2 separate regions of the Homo sapiens genome follow, and region 2 is linked to region 1. Evidence: chromatin loops called from intact Hi-C (ENCODE). Cell type or tissue: endothelial cell of umbilical vein. All regions are shown on one strand. Each heading gives the region's core, and the rest is flanking DNA. Links, peaks and the distances in the headings are about the cores only.

Evidence for each region. Hi-C counts contacts between places; a loop is a spot of excess contacts. Peaks named below come from ENCODE experiments on the same cell type or tissue, not always from the same donor. Only the 100,000 strongest peaks of a DNase experiment are listed, where the experiment ranks them.
Region 2: a loop joins it to region 1, with 15 times the contacts of the local background. A loop is called at or near these places in 13 of 110 quality-filtered maps.

What each region holds. Positions count from the first base shown.
Region 1 is chr3:14,630,253-14,639,279 of GRCh38, reverse strand. No RefSeq gene overlaps it. Among named protein-coding and RNA genes, the nearest start is that of CCDC174, 17 kb to the left of the region's middle. In endothelial cell of umbilical vein, for the core only: a CTCF peak has its summit at 5,269 (motif pointing left); DNase peaks (open chromatin) are centred at 4,079 and 5,269; H3K27ac peaks cover 1,228 bases; H3K27me3 peaks cover 248 bases.
Region 2 is chr3:14,775,800-14,784,826 of GRCh38, reverse strand. No RefSeq gene overlaps it. Among named protein-coding and RNA genes, the nearest start is that of LINC02011, 31 kb to the left of the region's middle. In endothelial cell of umbilical vein, for the core only: a CTCF peak has its summit at 3,720; a DNase peak (open chromatin) is centred at 3,726; H3K27me3 peaks cover 404 bases.

The DNA of each region.
Region 1 (9,027 bases), core at 751-8,750:
CAGATTTGACCCAGGCCCAGCCACTCAGCAAATTCCATTGCCATAACCACTGTCATTATTTTAAGATGGGCACATGACCCAAGTTAGTCCAGTTAGAGACAATCCTCGGACCTTAGCTGGAGCTATTGAGAAAGAGAAGGCTTCTTTCCACTGATGTTGCTAACTGCAAAGAGGTGAGACTGTGGCTTCCAAAAGTCTTCTTGCCACCAAGAGGAGAGAGCCCATCACAGAGTAAAGTTGACCTAAAGGAAAGTAGAGCTCAGATTGGGAGCAAGAGAAAGCTTCTAGATGACATCCATTGGGTACCTACATCCAGGCATGCCTGAAGCTACTATTGCCCTGGGATTTATTAGGCGCATGAGGCAATAAATCCCCTTTTGTGTTCAAACCAGTGTGAGTTGGGTTTCTAACACTTTCAATGAAAAGAATCCTGACCAAGAGGAGGCATTGATTTGACCAGAAGGTCAAAGCTCCCAGGAAGTTGAGGACAGGGCTCGGTTTGAGAGCAGATTGAAGAAGCCACTTATGGCCAATGAGAGGCAAAACTTGAGTCTGACAGATGCTAAAAACTGAAGCCCAAGACTAAGAGTTTCCCTTCATGTTGGGTGGTGATCAAAACTAGATGCTCTGTGAAAAGATGCTCAACATCATTAACCATCAGGGAAATGCAAATCAAAACCACAATGAGATATCACTTCACACCCGCTAGGATGGCTAGAATGGAAAAACCCTCAAAAACAGAGAATGAATATTGGAAATAATATGAAGAAATTGGAACTCTCATACATTGCTGGTGGGAATGTAAAATGGTGTAGTCACTTTGGAAAAGAGTGCAGCAGTTCTTCAAACAGTTAAACATGGAATAACTATATGTGCCAGCAATTCCATTCCAACCTAGATAGTCTAGAGATCTGTGTCTTAGTCCATTTTGTGCTGCTATAACAATACCACAGACTGGGTAATTTATAATGAACAGAAATTTATTTGGCCCACAGTTCTGAAGGCTGTGAAGTCCAAGACTGAGCACCTATATCTGGTGAGGGCCTTCTTGTTGCATCATAACATAGTGGAAGGCAACACATGGGCAAGAGAAAGCAAGACAGGGCAAGAGTGGGCTGAACTCGCTTTTATAACAAATCTACTCCTGCAAAAACTAACCCACTCCCACAGTAACGATATTAATCCATTCATGAGGGCAGGGCCCTCAGAACCTAAACACCTCGCATTAGGTTCCATCTTCCAAAACTGTTGCATTGGAAATTAAGTTTCCAAGACATGACCCTTTGGGGACACATTTAAACCACAGCAAACTGAAAACATATTTGCACAAACGCTTGTACAGTGGATGAATATTCATAGCAGCATTATTCACAATAGCAAAAGGGTGGAAACAACCCAAGTGTCCATTGATGAGTGAATGGATGGAGAAAGTGTGGTATATTCATACAATGCAATATTGTTCATTGTTAAAAATGAAGTACTTACCAGTCATGCTACAACATGGATAAACCTCGAAAACATTCCACTAAGTGACAGAAGCCAGTTACAAAAGGCCACCTGTGATATGATTCCATATATAAAATATCCAGAACAGGCAAATTCATAGAGACATAAAGTAGATTAGTGATTGCCAGGGAATGGGAGAGGAGAATTGGAACTAACTGCTAAAGGATTTCTTTGGGGAGGATGGAAACGTTCTGGAATTAGATCATGGTGACGGTTGCACAACATAGTGAATGTACTAAAAACCACTGAAGTTTACACTTTAAAATGATGATTTTATTTTATATGAAGTGTCTCTAAATACATGCTGTATTAAAGAAAAAAACTAGATGTCCTGGGAGGAGCTGGAAGAAGCCAGGCAGCACCTAGTTCATGTGGATGAAGGTTGGTTAGAAGAAAGCAGCCCAGAAATGAATGGTTGGGTAAGAATATAAGGGGTGCTTGGGATCTATGACCAACCTTATTTGTTTTAGAAATGCCCTGTTTATGCATTGGTTGAATGCCCAGCACTTGGCCTCCAAGAGCCCAGCATGGATGCTCCAGAAGTTAGCACTCTTCTGGGTTTGCCTCAGTGTGGGGGAATTAGCCTCCAGCTTGCCCAATGAAGAAAGCTCCTGCTCTCCAGGGAGCTAGAGCTCTGCCTACATTGGAGGTGAAGAATGGTATACTCTGGTACTAGGAAAAAAAACTTGTATGTGGCAGATAAAAACTGAGGTCAGGAACTCAGAGGAGACAATGGGGTACCAGGATCTGTGGACTGAAGAAGGACCATGCCATTTAACTCCAGCTCCCCTAGAAGAAACACTTTGGTAAGATCATCCCTCTGTGTGTGCCATGCTGTAAGGTTTATGGATTCCCTTGATAACATCTGAAGTGATGCTGCCACTGTCAGTGCCCTCCTGCTGGTGGCTTCTTATTGAAAACACCTGTGTCTCTGCCTGCGGTGGTTCTCTGGCTATGGGAGTAAGCTCAGCTGAGGCAAAGTGCAGGCTGGAAATGCCTGGGAGTGAATGCCCAGGAGCAGCCCTCAATCAGTGATCAACGGCAGCTGGTGCATAAATACCCCAGCTCCCTCACCCCTCGTGGGATGGGGGTTGGGGAACAACAACCTCTCAAAGGTCTCCAGCAGAATTGAGCCTCAGTTGCCCACAGTGGTAACTTGCCCATTAGTACCATCATTGCTCTCTCTCACTTCCCTGTGTGGGTTGTGAGAGAGAATCTTGGCTTCTGGATTACCTACCGACTAAACCACTTGCATGGTAATCTTAGTCTCAGAGTCTGCTTCTAAGGGAACCCACACTCAGAAAAGAGGTAACATTTATTGAATGTTGACTGTCTTCCATGGATTGTGCTGAAGTTTACACAGAGTGTCTCATCTACCCTTACAAAACCTCTGAGTTTGGCATTATTATACTCACTTACCAGAGGTCTTAGCCAGCTCAAACTATCATAGACTGGCTGACTTAAGCAACACACATTTATGTTTTGCAGTTCTGGAGGCTGGGAAGTCCAAGATCGAGGCAGCAGCAGATTCAGTGTCTGGAGAGGGCTTGCTTCCCGGTTTGCAGATGGACATCTTATTATTATGTCCTCACATCCAAAAAGTAAGCTCTGTTATGTCTTTTTATAAGGCACTAATCCCATCCATGAGGATTCTATCCTAATGACCTAATCACCTCCCAAGGGCCCCACGTCCTAATGCCATCACACTGGGGATTAGGATTTCAACATATGAATTTGTGGGGGAACAGAAGCATTCAGCCCATTGTACCAGATGAGGAAACTGAGGCTTGGAGAGGTGCAGCAACTTGCCTGCTGTCCTGACAGCTCAGATTCAAACCCAGGCTCAGCTAGTTTCCAGTGGAATCCTCTGCAGATTCATACAATGCCATGAACCTCCCTCTATGTAGGCTTGGTCTAAATCTCAAGTAGATTTTGTCTTGAGTGCTGATTCTGATTGGGCACTGTGTTGAGAAGGATTCTGAGGTGCTATCCCAGCTCTGTGGTCAGGAGTGAACCTTCATCACTGGTGTCTTCTCAGCTTCTCTTTCTCCTTTATTCTGGAAAATGACTCTTCTCTGACTTCATGTTTTTCTCTGGGCTGCCAGTCCTGGTAACAAAGAGCCCCCCTTCCACTGAAAACATGATCCCAGCAGGCCAATCAGAAGCCTCCCCTGAAGTAGTCAGGATGGGGAGGGGAAGCATGCTGTCCATCTTACCATCTTACATGAACTGGGAAGGAGGTAACTTCAGAGCTTCTAGCTGCCATCCGCAGGAGCCCTGCCTGAAAGAATGCTTGCAAACATACAGATCCCTAGAGGAGAAATGAAGAGGGGAGAGAGGGGTCCAGTGAGGTTCCCAGGAGGGCCCAGGGGCTGCGCTGCTGCCTGTAGCTTCTTCTTTGGTTTTCTGAGCTACTCCAGTATCCATATAACAAACCCCTTTTTGCTCAAGCTGGTTGGTCATTTCCAACAAAAAGAGTCCTGACTAACACAGAGTGCCATCATTGATTAGTAATGTCGGCCTTGGGTGAGTGAGTGGGGAGCAGAGGTTCATTCAGCATGTATTTCCTGTTCCTGGCTAAGAGTTTGTCTGAGACAGTGAACATGTTCCATGACTAATATTCTTTAAACAATGAGAATTTTACTCATCAATTCATTAACAAATATTTATTGAGCACATACACGCACACAGTCCTGTGCTAAGTGTCTGGGCACCATAAGACAAGGAAGGTAAACAGAATTCACACTGAGCACCTACCATATGCTGGTTGCTTCATGTGTGTGCTTTGTAATTTCCTCTAACCATTATAACACCTGGGCTTGAATGGTTTAATTATCCCCACTTTATAGAAGTTGAACTGAGGACTCAGTCCAAGCTTTTGATCTCTGGTCTGAGGCTGTTGCCAACACATCCCTCACTCTTTCATTTCCTGAGTTATTCCATATATATTGATGCTGGCTAATTATAAAAGCAATAGCGGCAATGAAAACAAGAATAGCAGCTGGCACTTACATAATCTTTACTACACATGAGGCATGGTTCTAAGCCCTTTGCCATGCTTAACTCACTTGGCCATTTCCAATGTTAAGCAGAAAGGCAGGAAAACAGATAAATCCCATGTGTTTACCTACTTCAAGGAGATCGTGGTCCAGCAAACGACATAAGCGCCTAGATGGGTAATTGATAATTTTGTGTTCATGTCCACGCTCTCAACCCAAAGAATGTCAAGACTCAGCTCAGGCATCATCTCCTCCAGGAGACCTCCCCTGACTCCTGTTTGATGCTTCCCCTGGGCACGCATGGCTCCTAGGTGCTGGGAAGCCCTGTCTGGTTCATCTCCAACGTCCAGTTCCCAGCATAAGACCTTGCTACACTGGGTGCTGGGAGTATTTGCTTCATGACTGTATGTGGGGAAGTCCATGGGGATGGGTGGAGGCAGGAGGAGATGCTGACTGTCCCGTGGGGAGGGGGTTCACAGAGAAGGCTGCATCAAGAAGGGGTGCTGGGTTGACTCAGAGGCGAGAGACACTAGGCCACTTTCATATTGGGAGGGCTCCTGATGTCATAAATCATGGAGAAATAATGTCACAAAGTGGCATATTTTTAAACAGTTCAAATGAATGAATGAAGACTTTTAACAATATAACCCCAAGGCACTAGAAGGTGTATGTGAGGGATGTGTTCCTGAAGACCTTGCATAACTCAAAACTCATAATTCAAGACGAACATGGACACTTCTGCTTACTGCCAGTGTGGCGCCACCGTGTGGCAACAAGTGCAATGGGACTCACAGACCCAACCTGCCCACTATGGAAGTGCTGCAGGACACTTGAATTTCCCGCTACTGCTTAGAGTGTGTGTGCGGGGCGGGAGATAGTGGGTAGGAAGATTTGTATTATTTCCAGTTTTGTATTTAGAATGAGACTTCATTAATATTTTAACACAACACTGCCTCAAATTCACATAAAATGTAACCCCCATCTCAAGAACATCACCAGTGAATGTGTGAGGGCCCCTGTGAATGTGAAGATGTCACAAGTTACCACTCTCTAGCCCCTGACAGATCCTGGGAGCTGCCATGCTCACATTGTCCCATGATGATACATCGTCCACACCCTCTTTCCCACTGGTCCAGCCACCAGGGCATGGAGGTATGAAGCCAGAGTGACCAGGTTCCGCCACACAAGCAGTGTGCCCCATAGGCCTGGGCGTGCCATCCGTGTGTAGCAATGACCCGAGCACAGCCCCGTCAGAGGCAAACCCTTTGCTCTCAGGCTGTCTAGCAGCCCTACATCAGTCTTGAGTTTTGGATCCAAGACAGCATCTCAGACTATCCAATCACTAATCCAATGAGTGAATATTTATTGGGCATTTACTGTGCGCTGGCTACTGCTCTGGTGCCAGGAAAGTCCTTGCCCCATCTTGGGTCGAATATTCACATAGCCCATTTGGACAGTATTAAGGAAGTTCCAGGTCTTGGACTTTCTTGAGGGGGCAGAGATAAATCTTTCAATGTTCAACAGTATTTAAAAAGCACCTCCTACATGCAAGGAACTGTCCTAGGCACTGAGCAGTGAGCAAACCGGGTGAAGACCCTGCCCTTATGGAGCTGCCATTCTAGCGGGGAAAACAGAAAATAAACAACATAAATAAGTAAAATACACCAGACTTCAGTGATTCTATGATGCTGATTTCCCCCTGACATTTAACATTTCTGAAATCAGAGTGTGTCCTACATTCAATGGTATCTTAGTCTTGTTCTGCTGTTTAATTGGCATGTTTATCTTTCTTTATGGTGCATAAACTAATAGCTCGTCTTGCTACTGATGACATCTGAATTTGATGAACTGCACAGTAAGTTAGACCATGTTGAGAAATAAGGAGAAAGCTAAGCAGGGAAGGAGGGTGGGGGTGTTGTGGAGGGCGGCTGCATTTACAGTCCTGGCAGATAGGCAGAAGGTGAATTTCAGCAAAGACCTGCAGGAGGTGAGGGAGGAAGCCGCATGGTGTCTAAGGGACGAGCACTGCAGCAGAGGAAACAGCATATGTGAATGCCTCGAGGCAGCAGAGTGCCTGGAAGAGTGGGGAGGCCCATGTTCCTGGAGGGAAATGAGTGAGGGAGGTGAATAGAGGATGAGTTCAGAGGGGGAACAGAGGCCAGGTTATTTTGCCTTTAAGAGCTTTGTAAGGACTTTGGTTTTTACTCTGAGTAAACTTCCACAGCAATATTGATCTTCTGACATCCACTTTGTGGATCTTCCAGAGAATATTTTGTAAATGTCCCAGACCAACTCAGGAGAGTGGTGGAGCTCAGATCCTAAGCCAAATCTGACTCTTAAGGCTGTGGTCTCTCTTGAGCAGGCAGATGAGTGACCAGCACAGGGGAGACAAGTGGGGGTGGTCGAGGGCCCAGCCAGGCAACAAGGCCTCATCTGGCATAGAGAAGGCCCTGAAGTCCAGGCCGGTGGGTGCTGTGACTAGGGGACAGCCTCCTTGGAATATCTCTTATAGAGTCCCCCAAAATTCACACAGGGAGCACCCCTTCAACGTGCAGTTCTTACAAGGAGCTCTGGATTAAATGAGCTTGATTGTCAAGGTAGTGATGCCACCAGAACATGAGTGTTTATCTTGTGGCTCAGAGACTTGAGTAAATACATTTCACAATTAGTGGCTAGTTTATGTAACAGTAATGCCCTAATAAGCCAACTCACAGGATTATCTTGGGGACTTATTAAGTATTAGGAGCTCCAAGTTGGATGCATGGAGCACACAGTATTCCAGCAAATCCTCCCTAGCCCTTCAGGTGTAAGTAGACAGGGAGGGAAAAGAGGGTTGCCCACGTCCCAATCCTCCCTTCCTCTTCTCTCCCTCCTTTCCACTCTGGAGCAAGGCTGAACCTTGCCAGTTCGAAGACCGCAGGCCTTAGCTGTGGGTAGTGGCAGATGAGACAGGCCAGCCATTCCAGAATGTTTCCCTTTTGTAATAGATTGATTGTATTAATGGCCTCCCTGTGTCTGCATCTCTCTGCAATATGACCTTGCCGCTCCTCCTATATAAAGGGGAGCCGGTTTCCCTGTCACTTGAATGTGAGCTGACTTCCTGACTTGACTTGCCAGGAGAATATGGCAGGGGTGACTGTACACCAGTTCTAAGCCCAGGCCTGAAAGGTGCTCACATGCTTCCTCTCGCTCTCATGCCATGAGAACAAACCCTCTCTGTAGCCTGCTGGAGGATGCTGAACCACATGGAGGAGAGCCCATGAGTCCCAACACACATCCTGCACTAGCATGAAGCAGCCATCTGACCCCCAAACAAGGGAGAGAGCCCAGGACAGATCGGCAGGGCTGTCTACCTGACTGTCAGCTCACGTCAGATATGTGAGGGAGCCCAGCTGAGACCAGAGGAATCACCCAGCTGATCTGTAGACCTGTAATCTCATAAGCAACATTTACTGTTTTAAGCCATTGAGTTTGTAGTGTCTGTTACACAGCAGTAGCTAACTGACACGTTTCTGTTCTGAAGTAGTTCTTGATGGGCGGGGGTGGTGTGACTTAGGATGACAAGATATAACGTCTCATTGTCCTTTTTTTCTTGGCAGTCAGGAGAAAATAGGACTTCCAAAGATCTCTGAAGAAATGTCAGGATATTTGTATGTTACTGTAACAGGATAAAAATGACCAAAAATGACTGTGACAGGGAAAAGAAATGTAACAAGAAAAATGTGTCAGGAGGCAGCATTCACTGACACCAAGTTCACGCACATCTTTTTTCCCCCGCAAGCAGTGGGGATACCTGTGTAAGCAAATACATTAATACTGCTGCTGTAACAGACATGCTCCCTGGCGCTGACGAGCTCACCCACAGGATCCCTGCTGGGGTGGGAGGATGTGAGTATCCTTGCATCTTTGTTTGCTGACAAGCATTGAGAAGCGGCCAGACTTACTGCTGCCCATTTTTGCTAAGACCTCTGTTGTCGTGGAAACTTCCTCAGCAAAGATTGCAGCCGTGTAAAAAGGAAAAGAGATGGAGAGGACTTTTTGAGTTTATCAGGAAACTCAGTGAAAATGTTGGCCCTCCAGCAGGCTAGATCAGGTGTTTGTTTGTTTTGGAGACAGAGTCTCCCTCTGTTGCCCAGGCTGGAGTGCAGTGGTGTGATCTCAGCTCACTGCAACCTTTGCCTCCTGGGTTCAAGTGATTCTCCTGTCTCAGCCTCCTGACTAGCTGGTATTATAGGCATGTGCCACCAGGCCCAGCTAATCTTTTTTTTTTTTTTTTTTGAGATGGAGTCTCTCTCTGTCCCCCAGGCTGGAGTGGAGTGCAGTGGCGTGATCTCAGTTTACTGCAAGCTCCACCTCCCAGGTTCACGCCATTCTCCTGCCTCAGCCTCCTGAGTAGCTGGGACTACAGGCGCTCACCACCATGCTCAGCTAATTTTTTGTATTTTTAGTAGAAATGTGGTTTCACCGTGTTAGCCACGATCTCCTGACCTCATGATCCGCCCGCCTCGGTCTCCCAGAGTGC
Region 2 (9,027 bases), core at 258-8,257, 150 kb before region 1:
AAGTAGCTGGGATTACAGGTGTGAGCCACCGCACCTGGCCTGGGGCTTGCATTTTTAACCACTATACTCATGGGTGACTGAAATAAAGCCTGTGCTTTATTATATGCAAGGCGTATTTTCTATCCCAGCTGTCTCTTTCAAAATGCGCATCACAACCCACTCCATGGATTTTGCAATTCACTACTGGGTCACAAGCTGCAGTTGGAAACATCCTGTCCAGACCCAGGGGAGGATACGCTGAGATGCAGAATACCAAGGGCATACCAACTGGGCACCTCCTACCTCCTGCTCCCCACCTCCCAGAGCCAGGACCCCTCCCTGTTGTCCTTCCCTCCAACCCCACAGGGCCAGCAGCCGAAACAACCCACTCTCTTTCTCATATGTGAGCTGACAGCTTCGGGGCAGTTCACGTGTCCCCAGCAGCCCCTAAACCTAGGGAAGGGAGAAAGAGGCAGGAGGGGAAGGCCCACCCAATCTCCTTCCTGGAAGGGGAAAGTCATTATGATGCAGCTGGCAGGAGCTGGCTGGGCTTTTATTTCCCAAGGCCTGAGCTGGGGGCCAGAGGAGATTGCTCACAGATAGGGAGATGCTGCTGCTGGGGCTGATGCTTTATTCCTGCTCCTGCTCCTGCTCCTTGGCCCGCAGCCAAGCCACTTAACCCTTGAGGGAGCTGCAGACTGGAAGCAGCCCGCAGTGGGGTGGGCCCTGCTGGAGTGCAGGCTGGCATTACGGAAGGCAGGGGGAGCGCCTTAATCATTTTATTAATAGTTATTCTCACTTATGTTTAGTAAGCATGAGCTAAATCCTTTCTCTGTATTATCATATTTAACCCACCCAATATCCCTGGGAAGTTGCTTATTGGGATCATCCCATTTTATAGATAAGGAAGTGGCAGTCCAGAGACCAAAGTTGCTTGCCCATAGCCTCAAGGCCAGAGTGGGGGGCAGTGCAGGGAGAAAGAGGTGTTGTTAATATTTATTGAAGGGGTAAATATTTGAGGGTTCTGGGTGGGGGTGTTGGGGGTTTCAGCAACCTGCAGCCACGTATCTATTCTGGATCTTTGTGGCCTAGGAGGACATCCCAGGCCCTCTGCAGAGGGGCCCCATCCTCTCAGGCACACTGTCTTTTTCCTGCCTCAGTCCATTCCTGGCACCTAATGCCACTGTTTTTTATCCATCATCTGTGTGTTTTGAGACCTTGTGTTGCTGTGCCTGCAGCCTGGCCTGCTGCTTTTCACTATGAGAAACCAGCTTTATAGGTTGCACTTGCATCTGGCATCTTGCTGAATCTATGTCAGTTCTAACAGTTTGTCTATTGACTCTGTTGGTTTTTCTAGGTAGATGATTAAATTATCTTCAATACTGACAATTTTATCTTTTGCTCTTACATCCTTGTACCTGTTTCAATTTCTTTCTGTAGAGTGTTGAAGAGCTCTAATATATTTTGGACAGTGGTGTTGAAGTAGTATCCTTGTCTTTTTACAGGGAAGATTAAAACATTTAAAGTGTTTCCATTGCTGGGCACGGCAGCTCATGCCTGTAATCCTAGCACTTTGGGAGGCCGAGGCGGGTGGATCACCTGAGGTGAGGAGTTCGAGACCAGTCCGGCCAACATGATGAAACCTTGTCACTACTAAAAATACAAAAATTAGTCGGGCATGGTGGCAGGCGCCTGTAATCCTAACTACTTGGGAGGCTGAGGCAGGAGAATTGCTTGAACCCGGGAGGCAGAGGTTGCGGTGAGCCAAGACTGCTCCATTGCACTCCAGCCTGGGCAACAAGAGTGAAACTCCATCTCAAAAAAAAAAATAAATAATAATAATATAATAAAATAAAGTGTCTCCATTAAGAAAAATATTTGTTGTGGGTTTTTCTTATATAAACTTCACTAGGTTAAGAAAGTGACCTTCTATTTCCAGCTTGCTAGGCTTTACCTAATAAATTTTATTCACCAGTCGAGATAGAATTTGATTTTTCTTATTTAGTCTATTAATATAGCGAATTATATTGATTTATTTTCTGACATTGAACTGTCTTGGCATTGCTAGGATAAACCTTACCTGACATAATGTATTATTTAAAAAAATAAATATACCATCGGATTCAGTTAGCTAATCTTTTATTTAGAATGTTTGTACCTACATTCATCAGTGAAATAAGCAATGAGATTTTCATCTTCTCTTCTTTGTATTGACCTTATCTGATTTTGAGGTACACTAGGCTCAGAAACCACCCAATTGCCCATCTACAGTAGAATGGAAAAATATATTGTGGTATAACTGTACAGTGAAATTCTATAAACCAATGCGATTGAATGAACTTCAATCACATACAACAAGGATGGATTTCATAAACATAATGAATATAAAAGAACCCAGACACAAAAGAGTGCACAGTATGTGATGCCATTTGAATAAAATGTAAAAACAGGCAAAACTAACCTATGGCGGAGGCAGGTGATGATTTGCTCTGGATTCTAGTCATGTGCTGTGTTCGTCTATTCTTGCACTGCTATAAAGAAATACCTGAGACTGGGTAATTTATGAAGGAAAGAGGTTTAATTGGCTCATGTTTCTACAGGCTGTACAAGCATGGGGCCAGCATCTGCTCAGTTTCTGGGGAGGCCTCAGGAAGCTCTTATTCATGGCAGAAGGCGAAGGGGGACCAGGCACTTTGCATGGTGAAAGCAGGAGCAAGAGAGAGTGGGTGGGGAGGTACCATGCTTTACAAAAACCAGATCTCACGAGAACTCACTGTCTTGAGAACAAGATTAAGCTATGAGGGATCCCCCACCATGACCCAAACACCTCCCACCAGTCCCCACCTCCAACACTGGGGATTACAATTCAACATAAGATTTAGGCAGGGACAAATATCCAAACTATATCATAGGGGTATGTTTACCTTGACAAATTCATTCAGATGGAGCTTAAACACTGTTTACTTTTCTATATTTACATTGTACTTTGACAAAACTTACATAGAGCTTTATAAAATAAAATTTGCTATTTTTAGGAACAGCTTATAAAACACACACATAAACAGTTTTTTGTTTTTTTTTTGAAACATGGTCTGGCTCTGTCTTCCAGGCTGGAGTGCAGTGGTGTGATCTCAGCTCACTGCAACCTCTGCCTCCCAGGCTCAAGCCATCCTCTCTGCTCAGCCTCTGGAGTAGTTGGGACTACAGGCTACCATGCCCAGTTAATTTCTGTATATTTTGCAGAGACAGGGTTTCACCATGTTGGCCAGGCTGGTCTTGAACTCCTGAGCTCAAGTGATCCACCTGCCTCGGCCTCCCAAAGTGCTGGGATTACAGGCGTGAGCCACATGAGCTATTTTAAACTCACCTGTAAAACCATATGGACCTGGGTTTTGGGATGTGCGTGTGTGCACGTGCACACGCATAAGACTGACTGCCGTTTCCATTTATTTACAATTCCAGGTTTTTTCCAGTTTTTGATTTCTTTTTGCAACAATACTGGTGTTTTTTTAAGAAACATATCCATTTTACATTAGGGAGGTAATTGATATACCAATCAAACCCAAAAATATCAGTGGCTTAACACAATGAAGTTTATTTCCCGCTCTTGACATTGTCCGTCGTGGGCTGGGGAAGGGCTCTGAGAGCCAGAACTCTCCCATCTTGTGGGAGCATTAAGAGCTCAGAGTCCTCCACTGGCGCTTCTGTATCCAGCATTCTTCCCTGCGGACAGCATGGGGGCGCTGCGGGGTTAGCTTTTACAGGCTGGGCCTGGAGGTGGTGAACTTAACTGCCACCCACATTTCATTAGCCAGAACTTAGGCACCTGGCTGCAGATGAATCCATGGGAGAATGGGAAGTGTAACAGGGCTGTGTGCCCAGAAGGAAGGGAAATCATTTGGGAATACACGGCAGGCTTTGCCCCAGGTTTCATCTAGGTTTTCACATTTATTGTTGTCTGATTGTTCATAATAATATTTTTAAAAAGATCTTTATTTCTCTTTTTTTCCCAAGCTGTTATATATCTTTCTGGGGGTCCACTTATTAATTCATTTAAAGGACTAGTTTTAGGGTTTGGTCATCTTCACCATTTCATTAACGTCTGCATGTCTTTCTTATTTTTAGCCTTTTTTGGCTAAAAAAATAGCCAAGTAATAATAATAAATGTACTTAAAGCTCTACATTTTCTTCCAAATACTGTTTTAGCTGTGTGCCACAAATTCTGACATTGTAGCATTTTCATTATCATTCAATTCTAAATATTTCTGAATTTCCTTTAGGATTTCAATTTTAACCAAAGACCTAGAGTGTTAAGACATTTTTGTTATTTGTCTCTAACTTCATTGCATCCTACTTGGATAATATAATCTGTAAATTCCTCTGGATTGAATGAGGCTTCCTTTATGATCTAATATATGGTATATCTTTTACAAAGTTCCACAGGCGTCAAAAAAGAATGTGGGTTCTCTATATTTTAGGTAGATTCACATACACGCAGTCAAGCTCACTGATAGCATTATACAGAACTTTGATATCTCTGCTTATTTTTTGTCTGCTTTATTAATTTCTGGGAATGGTATTTTTAAATATTCACTTCATTAGCTGGATGCAGTGGTGTGTGCCTATAGTCCTACCTACTCAGGAGGCTGAGGTGGGAGGATAACCTAAGCCCGGGAGTTCAAGACCAGCCTGGGTGATATAGTAAGACCCCGTCTCTTAAAAAAAAAAATAAGAAAATTCATTTTAAGTTGGTTTTATGTTTTTTTTTTTCTTGATGTATTTTGAAACTGCATACATCCTGGTGCATTTTCATTCTTGTTCTATTGTTTCTCTTACCCCTATATAACATCTTTCTCTATCCTCTATATTTTTGGTTTAAATTATATTTTGTCAGATATTAGGATTGCTATCCTAGCTTTTTAGGTTCATATTTGCCTGGTATATATTTCTAGTCCTTTATCTTCAATATTTATGTGTCTTTCTATTTTGACTGTCTCAAGTAGACAACATAGAGTCAGATCTTGTATTTTTAAACCTAATCTGAGAATCCCTACATTTTAAACATTTTAACAGCTTTATTGAGATATAATTCACATACCACACAGTTCACCCATTTAAAATGTAAAATTCAGTGATTTTTAGTATATTTACAAAGTTGTGCAACCATCACCACTAATTTTAGAATATTTTCACAATTCCAAAAGAAATTCTATATCCATTAAAAATCACTCCCTGTTTCTCCTGCCCTCCAGTCCTAGGCAACTACTACTCTAGTTTCTGATTTTATAAATTTGCCTATTCTGTATATTTCATGTAAATAGAATCATATAATATGTGGTCTTTTGTGACTGTTTTCTTTGACTTAGCATAATATTTTCAAGGTTCACCCATGTTGTAAAATGAATCAAAATTGTATTCTTTTTACTGCTGAGTAACATTCTACTTTACGGATATACCATAATTTATTCATCTATTCATCAACTGATGGACATTTGAGTTGTTTCCCCTTTATGGCTATTGTGAATAATGCTTCAGTGAACATTCATGTACAAGTTTTTGTATATGAAAGTCTCTATTTTTTGATTGGCAAGTTTAACCCATTTACATTTATTATACTAACCTTATATTGAGACTTGTTTTTGGTATTACTTTTTTACTTTTTTTTTTTTTCCTCTTCACTTGTTTCCCTTGGACAAACAGAGTATTCCCGAGCAGTCAAAAAGTTATACATTCTATTTTGGTCTTATGGTGGGTGCCATTAAGACCAATTTTATACCTGCTTATTCCTATTGATGCTTATGCTTATCAGTGTCTACTTTTCCCCTAAACAAGCTAAATACTTTTTCACACTGCTATGTCTCTTTAGTATCTCTACTCCTACCCCTACAGTTTAGAGTACTTTGCCTATAACTCTTTAAAGATATTACATTCTTCTCACTTCTAGCATTGCTATGAAAAATCTGATGTCAGCTTGACCCTTGTTTCTTTGTAGGTGGTCTGCTTCTCTCTGGTATCTTTTAGAGATTTTTTTTTCTCAGATTTCACTGTAATATGTCCATGTGTAGGTTTTTCCTTAACTCTTCTGTTTGGCACTCTGATTAATTTTACCCTGAAGTCTTTCATTTTTCATAATTATGGCATATTATCTCCATTATTTTTTCAAATAATAGTTCCTTCTCTACATTTTTATTTTTTTTTACCCTCCAGGACCCTTATCATCTGGGTTTTGGTACTTTATTTTTTCTCCACATCTTTCAGTGTTATATATATCTGAGCTGTGGGTTTTGCTCTGTTACCCAGGCCAGAGTGCATTGGTGTGATTACAGCTCACTGCAGCCTTGACCTCCCAGGCTTAAGCAATCCTCCCACCTCAGCCTCCCGAGTAGCTGGGACCACAGGCACACCACCACACCTGGCTAATTTTTAAATTTTTTGTAGAGACAGGGTCTCACTCTGTTTCCCAGGCTTGTTTTTATATTTTATACATAGTTAACCTTTCCTGATTCTGGGAGAGTTCTATAGTATAGTCTTCTAATCTATTAACTGGCTCTTCAGCTTTTGTCTTATATGTATGATGTTCCTCATCAGCTGCTCTGCTTATGTGTTTTGGGGAAGAATGACAAGCCAAGCCCCAATCTATGTCAGAGCTGGTAAACGAATGAGCCCCTTTACCCCAAAACCTTTGTTCCTCACTCAGATTTATTGTCACTCCACTAGGCAAATTCCCTGGCTAGAGTATGACCTTAAAAATCCCTGGGGGAAGCAGCACCCACCATCAGAGGGGGCCTCTCACGGCCTTGTAATCAGTAGTTTGGAGGGGAAAAGATGGAGCATTTATTTATTTATTTATTGAGATGGAGTTTCACTCTTGTTGCCCAGGCTGGAGTGTAGTGGCGCGATCTTGGCTCACTGCAACCTCCGCCTCCCAGGTTCAAGCGATTCTCCCGCCTCAGCCTCCTGAGTAGCTGGGATTACAGGCGCCCGCCACCACACCTGGCTAAGTTTTTTGTATTTTTAGTTGAGTCAGGGTTTTAGCATGTTGGCCAGGCTGGTCTTGAACTCCTGACCTCAGGTGAATCACCTGCCTAGGCCTCCCAAAGTACTGGGATTACAGGCGTGAGCCACCACATCTGGCCAAGATGGAGCTTTTAAATGGTCAAAGGCACCTGGGAGTTATCATCTGCTTTCGTCAACACCTTAATGGCAAAGCCTTTGCTGTCCTTCAGTATTAACCCCTGCATCTGCACCAGTGGCCTGGGCTGCTGCTGTTGCTGCAGTAAAGAGGCAGGTAAAGACCGCCCCAAGGCTCTGCTGAGGAAAGGCAGGGCAGAGCTGGGGAAGATTTCATACAGCTCTCTTCCACTGCACCCATCTCCTGTCCTCCTCAGGCTGCAGCCACCCACATTTTCCCCTGCAACCAAACCAGTTTTAGACACATTTAGTCTTCCAGGTTTTTCTTAAAGGGTTTAGTTCCTGGTGTCCACACTTGCTTCACAGTTTCTCTGGGGCAGGGAAGGAGCCAGCAGTTCATGTCGGCTTGCCAGGTGGGTGAAAACCAGGCTGCCTTTGGTGGGTGTTTATATCTTGCAGAACAGACATCCTGCTGGTTCTAGCTCTGGCCCTATTCATCTTTGGACCTAGGGGTTCTTGGGGAAATTTCTGACTATGGTTTTTGGGATTCAGCCTAAAAATCCCATCTTATTTCAACAGAAGATTGCTGAAACCTGCCTGTGATTTCACTTTCCCAGTTTCAGGCCTTGGGACAGACATGCAGAGGTGAGGGACAGTGACTGAGCCTCTCTCAGGCTTTGGGTGCAGGCTGAGCCAGCCCAAGCCCTCCAACCACTCCTCACAGAATGGGTCTGCCACCTGCTCCTCACCCTGGGCCTTCGCACTGCTCTTATAAGAAGTGTGACTAATAAGAAACCATCAAATGCTCTTCCAAAGTACTTTTACCATTTTGCACTCCCACCAGCAATGTATGGGAGTTCTAGCTGCTGCACATACTTTCCAGTACTTGGCATTTTCAGTTCAAAAAAAATTTTTTTAGCCATTCTAATAGGTTTCTAGTAGTATCTCATTTGTGGTTTTAATTTGCATTTCCTTAAAGACTGATGACATTGGACATCTTGTCATTTTTTTTTAACCATCTATATATCTACTTTTGCAAAATGTATGTTCAAATATTTAGTCCTTTAAAAAAAATACAGGGTTTTCTTCCTGAGTCGTAAGAGGTCTTTATTCCAGAAATTTGTATTTTTCTCCCAGTTTGTGGTACACCGTTATATTTTCTTAAAGTGTTTTTGGAAGAGAAGTTTTTAAGGTGAAGTCCAGTCCATTTTATTTTTCTTTTCTTTTTTTCTTACTGTCCTAGGAAATCTTTGTTTTAAAATCACAAATATTTCCTTATGTTTTCCTCTAGAATTGTTGTAATTTTAGCTCTTAAGTACAGGTCTATGATCCATTTTGAATTAATTATTGTGAGTGGTATGAAGTAAAGATTGATTTAATTTTTCCCAAACAACTGTCTGGTTGTTCCAGCACCATTCCTTGAAAAGACCACCTTGTCACTTACGCTGATGAGACAAGTGCTTACCACCTGGTTTCCCCTCCTTCCTCTTGTGTTTCAGCCCCTGAAGATTTTTCCTATGACCTTGTGAGTTCCCATATGTAATTAAAGGGGTATTTAATTTATGTTATCCAGTATTTCTAGCGTTTTCTAACAAGATGGTGTTTTCAGGCCATTTAGTGCGCAGTGTTGCTGGAGACAGAAGCCTCGCCCTTGTTTCCCTCCTCTAGGTCCTGGATGCACCTCCACAGGGAGGGGTGGGAGGAGACCTTGCCCGCTGCTGCCGTGTGCTGACTGTACCGCCATCCTTCCTCTGGGCTTCAGTCTCCTTTTTTATAAAGTGAGGGTGAGGTGGGAGATCAGCAGGACTTGTCTTCCAAGCCTTGGTCACTGCCCTGCTGATGGAAGCATAGTGTAACAAGAACAACAAAAAAGCCGGCCCAAACCAGCTAGGACCATGATGGTGATGAAAGCAACCT